2 separate regions of the Homo sapiens genome follow, and region 2 is linked to region 1. A link is an interaction called in ENCODE POLR2A ChIA-PET data of the cell type or tissue named here. Cell type or tissue: A673. All regions are shown on one strand. Each heading gives the region's core, and the rest is flanking DNA. Links, peaks and the distances in the headings are about the cores only. Region 1 has its middle 6.4 kb from the start of TP53I11. Region 2 has its middle 30 kb from the start of LINC02696.

Region 1 (5,376 bases), core at 192-5,191:
GAATGGGGGAGAGTGGGTAGGGAAAAGCTGCCAGAGGAAACTTTGTTTGTTTTTTGTTTTTTGAGATGGAGTCTCGCTCTGTCGCCCAGACTGGAGTGCAATGGCAAGATCTTGGCTCACTGCAACCTCTGCCTCCCAGGTTCAAGTGATTCTCTCATCTCTGCCTCTCCAGTAGTTGGGACTACAGGCATGTGCCACCATGCCTGGCTAATTTTTGTATTTTTAGTATAGATGGGGTTTCACCATGTTGGTCAGGCTGGTCCAACTCCTGACCTCAAGTGATCCACCCGCCTTGGCCTCCCAAAGTGCTGGGATTACAGGCATGAGCCACCGCGCCTGGCCCGGAAACATTTTAGCTGAGATAAGAGAAGCATGGTGAAGAGCTGGCAGATGAAGACTGGGGTGTGATGGGTAAGAAAGGTCAAGCCGAAGGAACAGCAGGGACAAAGGCAAGGTCCTAACCCGGGACAGAGCCCGGAACAAGAGGGGAGCTAGGAGTAGCAACTGCTCAGATGTCTGTCTCTTGCACTAGATTATGAGCTTCTCTGATTCATAACTGGGGTTGCATTCATCACTCGTTTTGTGGATGTATCTATGTCTGTACGCATGCATTCATTCCTTCATTTGTTTTAGCTGGAATAATCTAAAGCTTATTATGAATCTTGCAGGATGAAGCTGTAGATCTATGATGGCCTGTCCCCTTAGGCTGCCAAGTCCTGCTGCACAGGCTGTGCACTGCACCACTCCATCTGCCATAGGTGTAGCACCCTGCAGCCTTGCTCTACATGGTCATTGATAAGTAGTAATTATTCTCTCCCTCTCTGCATATATAATCCCCATTTTCTGTTGTGTACACTGAGAGAAGGGAGGAGTCCTGCTCGAGTTCTCATGGCCTGGGGGAGACCCACAGGAACTCTCCCTATCTCAGTATCCCCACTGACACTTACTTTCTCAGTAGGCCTAGATAGTTGATCTGAGAGCTTCCGGGTCAGATGCCCTTCCTCACTCCAGGACCATGGAACTGCCAGGCAGAGTGGGCTTCTGTTTACTGCCTTGGGCTGAAAACACATATCAGCGATTGGCAAAACACAGGGAAGTTGCAGCTCAACCTGTTAGACTGGCAAATGTATGCTATGCCCTTCTCTTACTGTAAGGATATAAAACAATCACTTATTTATACTCAGGAACCAGAACACTTGGGTCCTCCTGCCTCCCCCTGCTCAGCCCCACCCTGAACAGAGGGGCTCCCAGAATGCCCTGGGGCCTGTGGCAATGGGGGAGAGAATGGAAGGGGAAAAGGAGAGCTGCCCTGGGACCTTTACGGTGGAGGGCAGAAACATTATTAAGTACCTGCTGCATGCTGACCCTTAACTGTTTTTCTTCTAATTATCAAAATAGTCCTGTGAAAGGGAGTCAGAAACCCAGGGGACAGAAGGAGCACGGTTTGAATCCAGGCTGTGTCTCTTATCAGCTGGAGACTTGGGAGAGTTGCTTATCTTTTTTTTTTTTTTTTTTTGAGAGTTACTTATCTATAAAATGGAGATAATAACAGCAACTACCTCCACAGGGCCAGTGTGCAGAGTTCACGAAGCCACCCACTGCAGGTGCTTGGCACAGTGCCCAGCATATAGTAAGTGTTCAGTAAACACTAACTAGCATCATGAGATTCGGGGTTGCTGTGAGCCCTGTTGTACAATGGAGAAACAGAGGCCCAGGGAGGCTACAGAAGTTGCCAGAGGCCACACACTTAGGAGTTGGCATAGCCAGAGGTGAGTGTGTGGAGTTTTGAAGGGAAGGTCTGAAGACTGTCACTAAGCATTAAATCCGCCTGAGGCTTCAAACCTTCACTTTAAATTCACCCAGTGCTGTGTGCCCAGCCTTGCACTGAGGGGTGAGATGGAGTGGCTGAGTGAAGAAGATGTGTTAGGCTCCTTGGAGCCACCATCCCAGAGCACGTGGCCTGATGGGGACAGACAGAAGATAGTAGTTCCCATGAAGCAGTGTGGCAGATGCTGTCACCAGCTGCTCCCAGAGCTGGAAGAGGTAGCCTCCAAGGCTTCCTAGGATGTGTGGGGGGTGTGAGTGGGGGTCGGGGAGGGCTGGGAAGGACTTCTCAGAGATGCCTGGTAGAGGGCTCAGCGTTTGCAAAGGCCAGGAGGGTTGAAGTACCACAGCATCTGGAGAAACTGTGGCAAAAACCGATCCGTGGTGGTTATAAAGACCCCTTGTGGCATCCAAGGGAAAAAAATGTGGGCTTCGAAGCTGACAAATTTGGGGATTCAAAACCCTGGTACATGAAGCCAGCCCTTTCTGGGCTTCAGTTCTCCATTTTAAAAATGGACTACCTCACAGAGGTTGCCCACAGAAGTCGCGCAAAAAGTTGGTCATTTCTCTCTCTCCCCCATCCCAGGGTGAGAGTGGGGCAAGGATGGGCGGTGGTGAGTGGCGGAGGGGAGGCCCTGGGTCAGCCCTGGGGTCCTCTGGGTCTGCAGATCTGCCTCCGGGGTCAATTCTCCCGGGTGGGCGGAGGTCTGCGCCCTGCCAAACCGGTGTTAACCCGCCCCTTGACCGCTGACCGGTGCGTGGGAGGAGGAGAGCACCAGGTGAAGGGCTGATGACTCTCCAGCAAGTGTTCCCTCCATCCGCCGCCGGCTCGGATCCCCAGAGACCCGGATCGCAGCTTCCCTGCTGGCCGAGCCCCCAGCACCCGCGGCGCGCCCCAGCCCTCTGCTCCTCCTCGGAGCAATTACATAACGACGCCTCTGGTGGGTGGCGGAGAGGCCTTCTTTGTTATTGCGATCCGCCTCGGCAGCGGCCCCGCTGTATTAATAAACCGATCACTCAAAACGCCAGCCTGGGCTTTATGTATGTAGATTTGGGTTGGGGCGCCTCCGAGGGAATTATCCACGCTGCCCGCTCCTCACCCAGGAGGGAAGGAGGTGGAATCCCTTCCCTCCCCTCCCCTCTGGTCTTTCACCCTGCCCTTCAGCTCAGAGTCCCTCGCCCACCCACCTTGCTCAGCAGCCCGGTCCCAGGAGGGCAAACAAGAATATTCCAGAATCAAAAAGTGTGGGTTCCAGGCCCATCTTCACTTCCCTGATGGGTGATAGCTGGCAAATGGAAACTCATTAGCCTTACCTGTAAAATGAGCCGAATAATAGCAAAGTGCCCATTTAAATTAGATAATCTAGGAATCTGCTTTGCAAATTCTAAAGCAATGGTTCTCAATCTTTGGCTTGTATCAGAATCACGTGGGGGGCTGTTGGACGACAGATTGTTGCCCCTGTGACTTCCTTTCCCAGAGTTTCAGTTGTCTGAGGTGGAAATGAGAATTTGTGTTTCTAACATTTTCCTGCCCCCAAGTAGGCTTTGAGACTCATACACTCTAAAGAGATTTATAAACTAGAATCTATTTGTCAGATGTTCCTGTCGGTCCGCAGGTGACTTACTGTCCCCAAACTGTATGGCTTCACTGGGGTGGGGGTGGTCCAGGAGTGGCAGGCCTTACAAGGGATCAGCAATGCCTGCCCTGGCCAGCGGCAGCACCAGAACCACCTGAGCTCTGGGCCAGACTGCCAGGGTTCCAGTCCCACCTCCCTGCTTTCTAGGGTGTGATCTTGGGTAAGTTATGTAACTCAGTGGGCCTCCGTTTTGCCATCTATAAAATGGGACTAGTAATGGTACCAACTTCGTGAGATTTGTTAGGATTAATGACATGTAAGATTCTAGACCAGCGTCTGGTACATAGTACGGGCTCAGAATGCTATTTTTTGAAATAATGATAAAGCCCCTGGGGTTTTATCATTGGACAGGAGGCAAGTGAAGCGGTGGCCATTGGCCTAGCCGGCTGCCCAGGGTCCAAGACTATGATCCCACAGCCCAGAGTGGCTGCTCTGGGCACTCACTGTGAAGAGGTCCTGGGGGTCGCCCAAGATGAGGGTCCAAAATCTGCTACTCACTTCCCTGCATAGCAATTCTTTTCTTGGCCAGGGCTCAGCACTCTGAAAATCTGGACCCAGCCTGAGGTTCTTAAGTCAGCTATGCTGACAAGGGGTACTCCATACTCCATCTGCCCTGAGTTTTGGAAGCCGTCCCTTCAGTACCAGCACAGAGCAACAGTGTCCCAGGCCTGCGATACAAGGTCCACAGACATCTCCCCGACTCTCCCAGCTGGTGGAGGGTGGATTTCTTGCAGATGGCCACATGCACACAGCTCACCGCCATTTCCACATGTCCATTCATTAATTGAGTCAATGAACATTCATTGAGAACTGACTGTGAGCTCCGGACTCACATGTACTATCTCACTTAACCCCCCAGGTACCCTATGCATCATCATGATTTTCTTCTTTCCATTTGGCAGATGAACACGCTGAGGCTCAGAGACACTGAGTTACTTGCCTAAGGCCACAGAGCCGGTTAGAAGAGGACTAGGACCTTGAACCTAAATCCAGGATGGTTCTAGTGGCTAAATCCCACTCTCATACTGCCTCCTTGAGCCCTCCCCCACAGGAAGCAGGAAAGGGCTGGCCATGGTCTTCTGGTCCCCTAGCTGTCATACACTTTCTTTGGGGAGATCTGAGCCTCATTTCTTCCACCCCCATCCTGATCAGTTCTCTCTCCCACAGATAAGAAACTGCTTGACATTTCCTGGTCCTGGTGTAGCAACAGAGGTGGTGGGGATGAGTCACTGGAGGGAAGCAGCTGGCAGTTGTGTGGGGTCGGGGAAGGAGGGCTGGTCAGTGCTCACTCTGGAGGGGTGGGGGCAGGAAGCACTGGGGAGGCCTGCCTGGGAGTTCCTGAGCTCCCAGCTGCTCCTTCCAGTCCCCAAAGCTATGTGTAACAGAGTTCTCCTCACCAGGCAGGTTCACAGAGAACGAAGCTCTGGAGGAAATGAGAGGAAACCAGGAAGGGGAACCAGAAGCAGTTGTGAAAGCCCAGCTCTCTGCCTCAGTCCTTGTGTTGTGGGATGGCGGCTCCTTCTCTCTGGGTTTTGTGCCAGCTTCAATGAACCCTGGCTAGACAACTCTCACCCCAGAGCTCCCTGTTCCAGTTGAGAATGCACCAGCACTCCTGAGGCCCTCTCCCTCCGCTCCTCCCAGGCTGCCGCATAATAACACCAGTGGCACTGATTGATAACTGTCGATGTGCCTGCCCCATGTTAAGGGCTTCACGTGCAGCCTCTCTGCTAAACCTCCAATAACTCCCACCAGGTAGGCCCTGTTATTATCACCATTTTACAGATGAGCAAACTGAGGCCTAGAGAAGTGAAATCACTGGCCCATGGTCCCATAACCAGGACTTGAACCCAGATCTGTCAGGTCCAAAATCCCTGGGCTCAACCACAACAGGTCTCTGACAACATCATGTTCCTCC
Region 2 (5,376 bases), core at 155-5,154, 370 kb before region 1:
GATCCAGTGTAATTATCTTTTTTTTTTTAAGTTGAGAGGCTCAGATCACTCTCACAGCAACCTCTTAGTTCAATCACAGTGAACCTGCAGAACTCAAAACACAAAGAGAATGTCTTAAAGCAGTCAGGGAGAATAGAAGATCATTTTAAAGGAATGACAATTCGACTGGGACCTAACCTTTCTCAAACCCTAATGGAAGCCCGAAGACAATAGCATGGTGTCTTAAAGTGCTAAAAGAACATAACTGTCCAACTAGAATTCTACAGCCAGTGAAACTGTCAAGCACAAATGCTTAAAACAAAAGAGAACACTCGTTATCAACAGGCCCCCAGCACAAGCATAGAGATAGTTTTACATCTTCTTTTCTGATTTGGATGCCTTTGACTTTTTCTAGCCAAACTAATTACTCTGGCTGGAAATTCCAGTGCAGTGTTGAAAGTGGCAAAAGCAGGAACTCTTTTCTTGTTCTTGGTCTCAGGGGGCAAGCTTTCAGTGTTTCCTTAAATATCATGTTAGCTGTGAGTTTTACATACATGCTCCTTATCAGTTTCAGGAATTCCCTCATATTCCTAGTTGCTGAGTTTTTTTAAATCATGAAATGTGTTGGATTTTGCCAATTTTTCTTTGGCACCAATGGAGACAACAATGTGGCTTTCTTTCTTTATTATTTTAATGTATTACCCTGATCAGTTTTCACGTGTTGAACCAACCTTGCATTCCTGAGATAAATCCCCCCTGGATAATAGTGTGTATTACTTTTAATACGCTACTGGATTTGGCTTGCTATATTTTGTTGAGGATTTTTTCATCTATATTCATAAGGAATATTGCTCTGTAGTTTCTTTTCTTGTGATGTCTGTGCCTGGCTCTAGTTTCAGGTTAATATTAGCCTTATGGAAAAGTTAAGAAGTGTTCACTCCTCTTCTAATTTTTGGAATTGGACTGAGATTGCTGAAGGATATTAAAGGAGAATTAAATGAATGGAAGGCTCTCCGTGTTCATGGATTGGAAGACTTAACATTGTTAAGATGGCAATAATCTCCAAAGTGACCTACAGATTCTATGCAATTGCTATCAAAATTTCAGCTGCTTTTTTTTTTTTTTTTTTACAGAAATAGGAAACCTTATTCTAAAACTCATATGAAATTCCAGAGGTTCTCATATAGGCAGAAAAATTTGAAAAAGAACAAGATTGGAGGACTCACATTTCCCGGTTCCCAAAGTTATTACCAAGTTATGTTAGTCAAAAAGTCGAAACAGTGTGATATTGGCATAGGGATAGACATATAGATCAATGTAATAGAATTGAGAGTATAGAAATAAACTAATGTATCTATGATAAGTCGATTTTCCACAAGGGTGGTCAAAACCATTTATGGAGGAAAAAAGCATTTCTTCAACAAGTGCTGCTGAGACAACTGGATGTCTGCATGCAAAAGAGTGAAGCTGGACTCTTACCTCACATCATATACAAAAATTAACTCAAAATGGATCAATGACCTAAATATACAAGTTAAAACTATAAATCTCCTAACAGAAATCATATGAGTAAACCTTCATGACCTTGGATTTGGCAATGGTTTCCTGGATATGACACCTAATGCACAAGCAACAAAAGAAGGTATGAATTGGACTTTATCAAAATTAAAAACTTGTGTGGATCAAAGGACACTTTCAAAAAGAGAGTGAAAAGATGGCCTCCAGAATGGGAAAAATATTTACAAATCATATAGTATCCAGCATATGTACAGAACTCTTACAGCATAACAAAATAAATTAGAAAATGGGTGAAAGACTTAATAGACATGTGCCCAAGGAAGACATACAAATGGCCAGTAAGCTCATGAAAAGATATTCAATGTCATTAGTCATTAGGGAAATGCAAATCAAAATCACAATGAGATGCCATTTCATGCCCACTAGGATGGTATAATAAAAACAAAACAGAAAATAACAAGTGCTGGTGAAGATGTGGAGAAACTGGGACATTTATACATTACTGCTAGGAATGTAAAATGGTGCAGTCACTGTGGAAAATGGATTAGTGGTTCCTCAATAAGTTAAAAATAGAATACCATATGACCCAGCAATCCCACTCCTAGATATATAACCAAAACATTGATAACAGATGTTCAAACAAAAACCTGTACATGAATATTTATAGCCACACTATTCACAATAGCCAAAAGGTGAAAACAACTCAAGTATCCATCAATAGATGAATGAATTTGTTTAAAAGGTGGGGTATCTATACAAGGGGACATTATTTAGCCATGAAAAGAGAAGTACCGATCCATGCCTTGACATGGAGGAGCCCTGAAGATGTTATGTTAAGTGAAAGAAGCCAGGCCAAAGGCCACATGTTGTATAATTCCGTTCATATGAAATGTCCAGAATAGGAAAATCCATAGAGATGGAAAGCAGCTTAGTGGTTGCCAGGGGCTGGGGGGAGCGAGGAGTGGGAAGTAACCACTTCATGGGCACAGAGTTTCCTTGATAGATGAAGGTAAAGTCCTGGAACCAGGTAGTTGTGATGATTGCACAATGCTGGGAATGTATTTAATGCCACTGAATTGTATGCTTTTAAAATGGTAAATTTTATCACTTTTTTACCACCAAAAATTTCCAATAACTTAATTGAGTACTTATTTTTTTCTTTAATATATGCATCTACGTTGACATAACTGGTTCATGTTTTTTAGAAGAATGATTTGGCTTTGAAATAAAATCATAAAGGTTTCAAATGATGTCCAAGATAAGTAAATTCATTAACTCTTGTGACAACTCAATATATTAACATTGAATTCTAAGAAATATGGCAAACTCTAAATTTGTCAATGTCAACAAGGTATTCTTCATATTTTTCTTGTGCAACCCTAACTACCCCTACAGCTGTTTTAGATGAGAAAGTTCTGTGTAAGCCACATCTCGGGGTGGGGTGTATTGGATTTTCTAACTTTGACTAACCTATTAGTGTTTTTAATACTAACTTTAGCTTTTGTATGTTTTTCAATGACTCTTATGAAAAATTTAAGTGTTTTTTGTTTTTTGTTTTTGTTTGTTTGTTTGTTTGTTTTTGAGACAGAGCATCGCTCTGTTGCCCAGGCTGGAGTGCAGTGGTGCGATCTTGGCTCACTGCAACCTCCGCCTCCTGGGTTCAAGGGATTTTTGTGCCTCAGCCTCCTGAGGAGCTGAGATTACAGGCACGTGCCACCACGACTGGCTAATTCTTGTATTTTTAGTAGGGATGGGGTTTTGCCATTTTGGCCAGGCTGATTTCAAATTCCTGACCTCGAGTGATCCACCCATCTTGGCCTCCCAAAGTTCTGGGATTATGGGCGTGAGCCACTGTATCTGGCCCAGTGTTTTTAAAATAGGACATATGAGTAGGTGCAAATGAAGGAAATCACAACAGTCGTTAGGTGTGAAACCTCTCTCCATGACCTCAGCCATTTTTTTAGAAGCCAAAGCAGGCACTCAGTAAGAGCTGAAGCTGGCTCTGAATTCCTCTAAGCTCAAGCCCCTCGGATACTATAAACCTATGTTCCAAACACAGCACAGAAGGAAGACACCACTCTCCTATGAGAAGAAAACAGCTGCATGGGGAAGAATCTCTATGTTTCATTCTGAGAAAGAGAGGCCACCCTCTTCAGAGAATGCGTGATGGCATGAGACTTGCAGATCTTCTCTAAATGGATTGATACTTTTCCTTTGAACCTTTCTTCCTAGAAGAGGATGGAGGAGAACATTCTTGCTGAGTAGAAGACATGCCGCCTGACAGACAGAGCCTGTGGCAGTAGATGGAGTGGCCAGAGGTTCTTGGCATCCTTGGCCCACGCTATTGGGTGCAGGCTGGGGACACAGGCTCCCTGGTGGACTTGAAACGAGGAATCCAGACACAGTTGCTGCCCTTTGCACCTCTCAGATTTCCAGGCATGTCTGTCCTGGTCGGGGCCTGATCCACCCATCCCTGTTGGGGCAACTCAAGCCCTCTGAGCCTGCTAGGCAGCTGCAGGATGAGGCGCTTGTCTCAATCCTTGCTCAGGGTAGCAGGGAGCCCTGTTGTTGCAGGAATGCTCATCTGCAGGCTCTGCCCAGACCTTGAGTTCTTCCTCTTGCTGACTTCCCTCCCATACACCAAGTCCCTACCTAAGGCTCAGGTTCTCTAGGAGGAGGCTGAGGGTTGCATGTCCACCTGCACCCCAGGGTACCCACCGCCCAGGAAGACAGCTCTGGTTTCCATTGGCCTGGGATCTGCCCAGAGGCTGACACTGACTTGGCTTTTCCAGAAGCCCCATGTCTGTCTCATCCAAAACCGTATCCTACAGACTTCTCACACCTGCCCAGGGCCTGGATCAAGGAAGGAAAACTCCCACGAGGGAGGCAGGTGACGTTCCTGAGCACCAAGGGCACCAAGCTTCCAGCTTCCAAGTGCATCATGAGTAGTGGGCAGGGACTCAGCCCGGATCAACTTGCCCCAGCTTTGTTTTCCAGTTGCTTCTGGAACTGGAGTGAGCCTCTTGATGAATCCTTCTCCGAGTTGCTCACCAAATCCCTTTTTGTCTCCTTCTCAGAGTCAGCTGCCAGGCCCTGTGTGGGAAATTTTCCAAGGCCCTTGGAAAATGAGCTCAGCTGCCAGGCCCTGCATGGGAAACTTTCTGAGGCCCCTGGAAAGTGAGCTCTAGGGCCCTCCTCAGAGTGTCCCCCAGGCCCTTCCCTGGATCCCACCCTAACAGAAACTTAGCTGGACCCCTTCATGAAGCCTCCTGGTCCCTCAATGCTATCTTCCCTTGATTCTTGCTCCTTGGCCTGTAAACACAGAGGGCCACCCGAGGCCATGTTCACCCTTTGGCTGGGATGTCCCAGGTTGTGTCTTGAGGTTGCATCGTGGCAGAGGCTCCTGGATCCTGTGTTGGATAACTCTGTTTTGAAGGTGGTGCCCCAGGTGCTTCGAGATGTCATTCTGGATAGAAGGTTCTCCAGGAGGGATGGAGACTGGCAACTAGAACAGGGACGCCAGGCTCGCTGGGGAAGGTAGGGGCTGGAGGGCTACAGGTTTGCTGAACTCTTGAGACCACAGAGGGTGAACCTCACAAACTTTCCAGCTGCTTCTCTAGGCAGTGCCATTGCAGGTATTGAATGTCAGCCAAGGTGAGAGACTGAACCTCACTCTGGACTCTAAGGGAAGGCATCCCACTGGCCCTAGTCTAGGGTGAAGAAGAGGGCAGTGGGAATGGGAGAGAGAACTGAAGGGGGTCTGGGGCTGCACTTAGGCCTGCAGTAGAGCTCCAATTGGCACAAGGCTCCAGGAAAGGATTGGGGCTGGGTCTTCGGGTGTGCCAGAGGCTGGGGTGGGGGATTCTTTAGCCTGAAATT

The links. ChIA-PET counts read pairs that join two places held together with the same protein. Peaks named below come from ENCODE experiments on the same cell type or tissue, not always from the same donor. Only the 100,000 strongest peaks of a DNase experiment are listed, where the experiment ranks them.
Region 2: POLR2A ChIA-PET joins it to region 1 with 9 read pairs; 2 of 35 experiments call an interaction of 5 or more read pairs at or near these places.

Annotation. Positions count from the first base shown.
Region 1 is chr11:44,954,605-44,959,980 of GRCh38, reverse strand. No RefSeq gene overlaps it. Among named protein-coding and RNA genes, the nearest start is that of TP53I11, 6.4 kb to the right of the region's middle. In A673, for the core only: CTCF peaks have their summits at 2,029 and 2,233; DNase peaks (open chromatin) are centred at 2,760 and 4,700.
Region 2 is chr11:45,322,651-45,328,026 of GRCh38, reverse strand. No RefSeq gene overlaps it. Among named protein-coding and RNA genes, the nearest start is that of LINC02696, 30 kb to the left of the region's middle. In A673, for the core only: no CTCF peak of the experiment used is centred there; no DNase peak of the experiment used is centred there.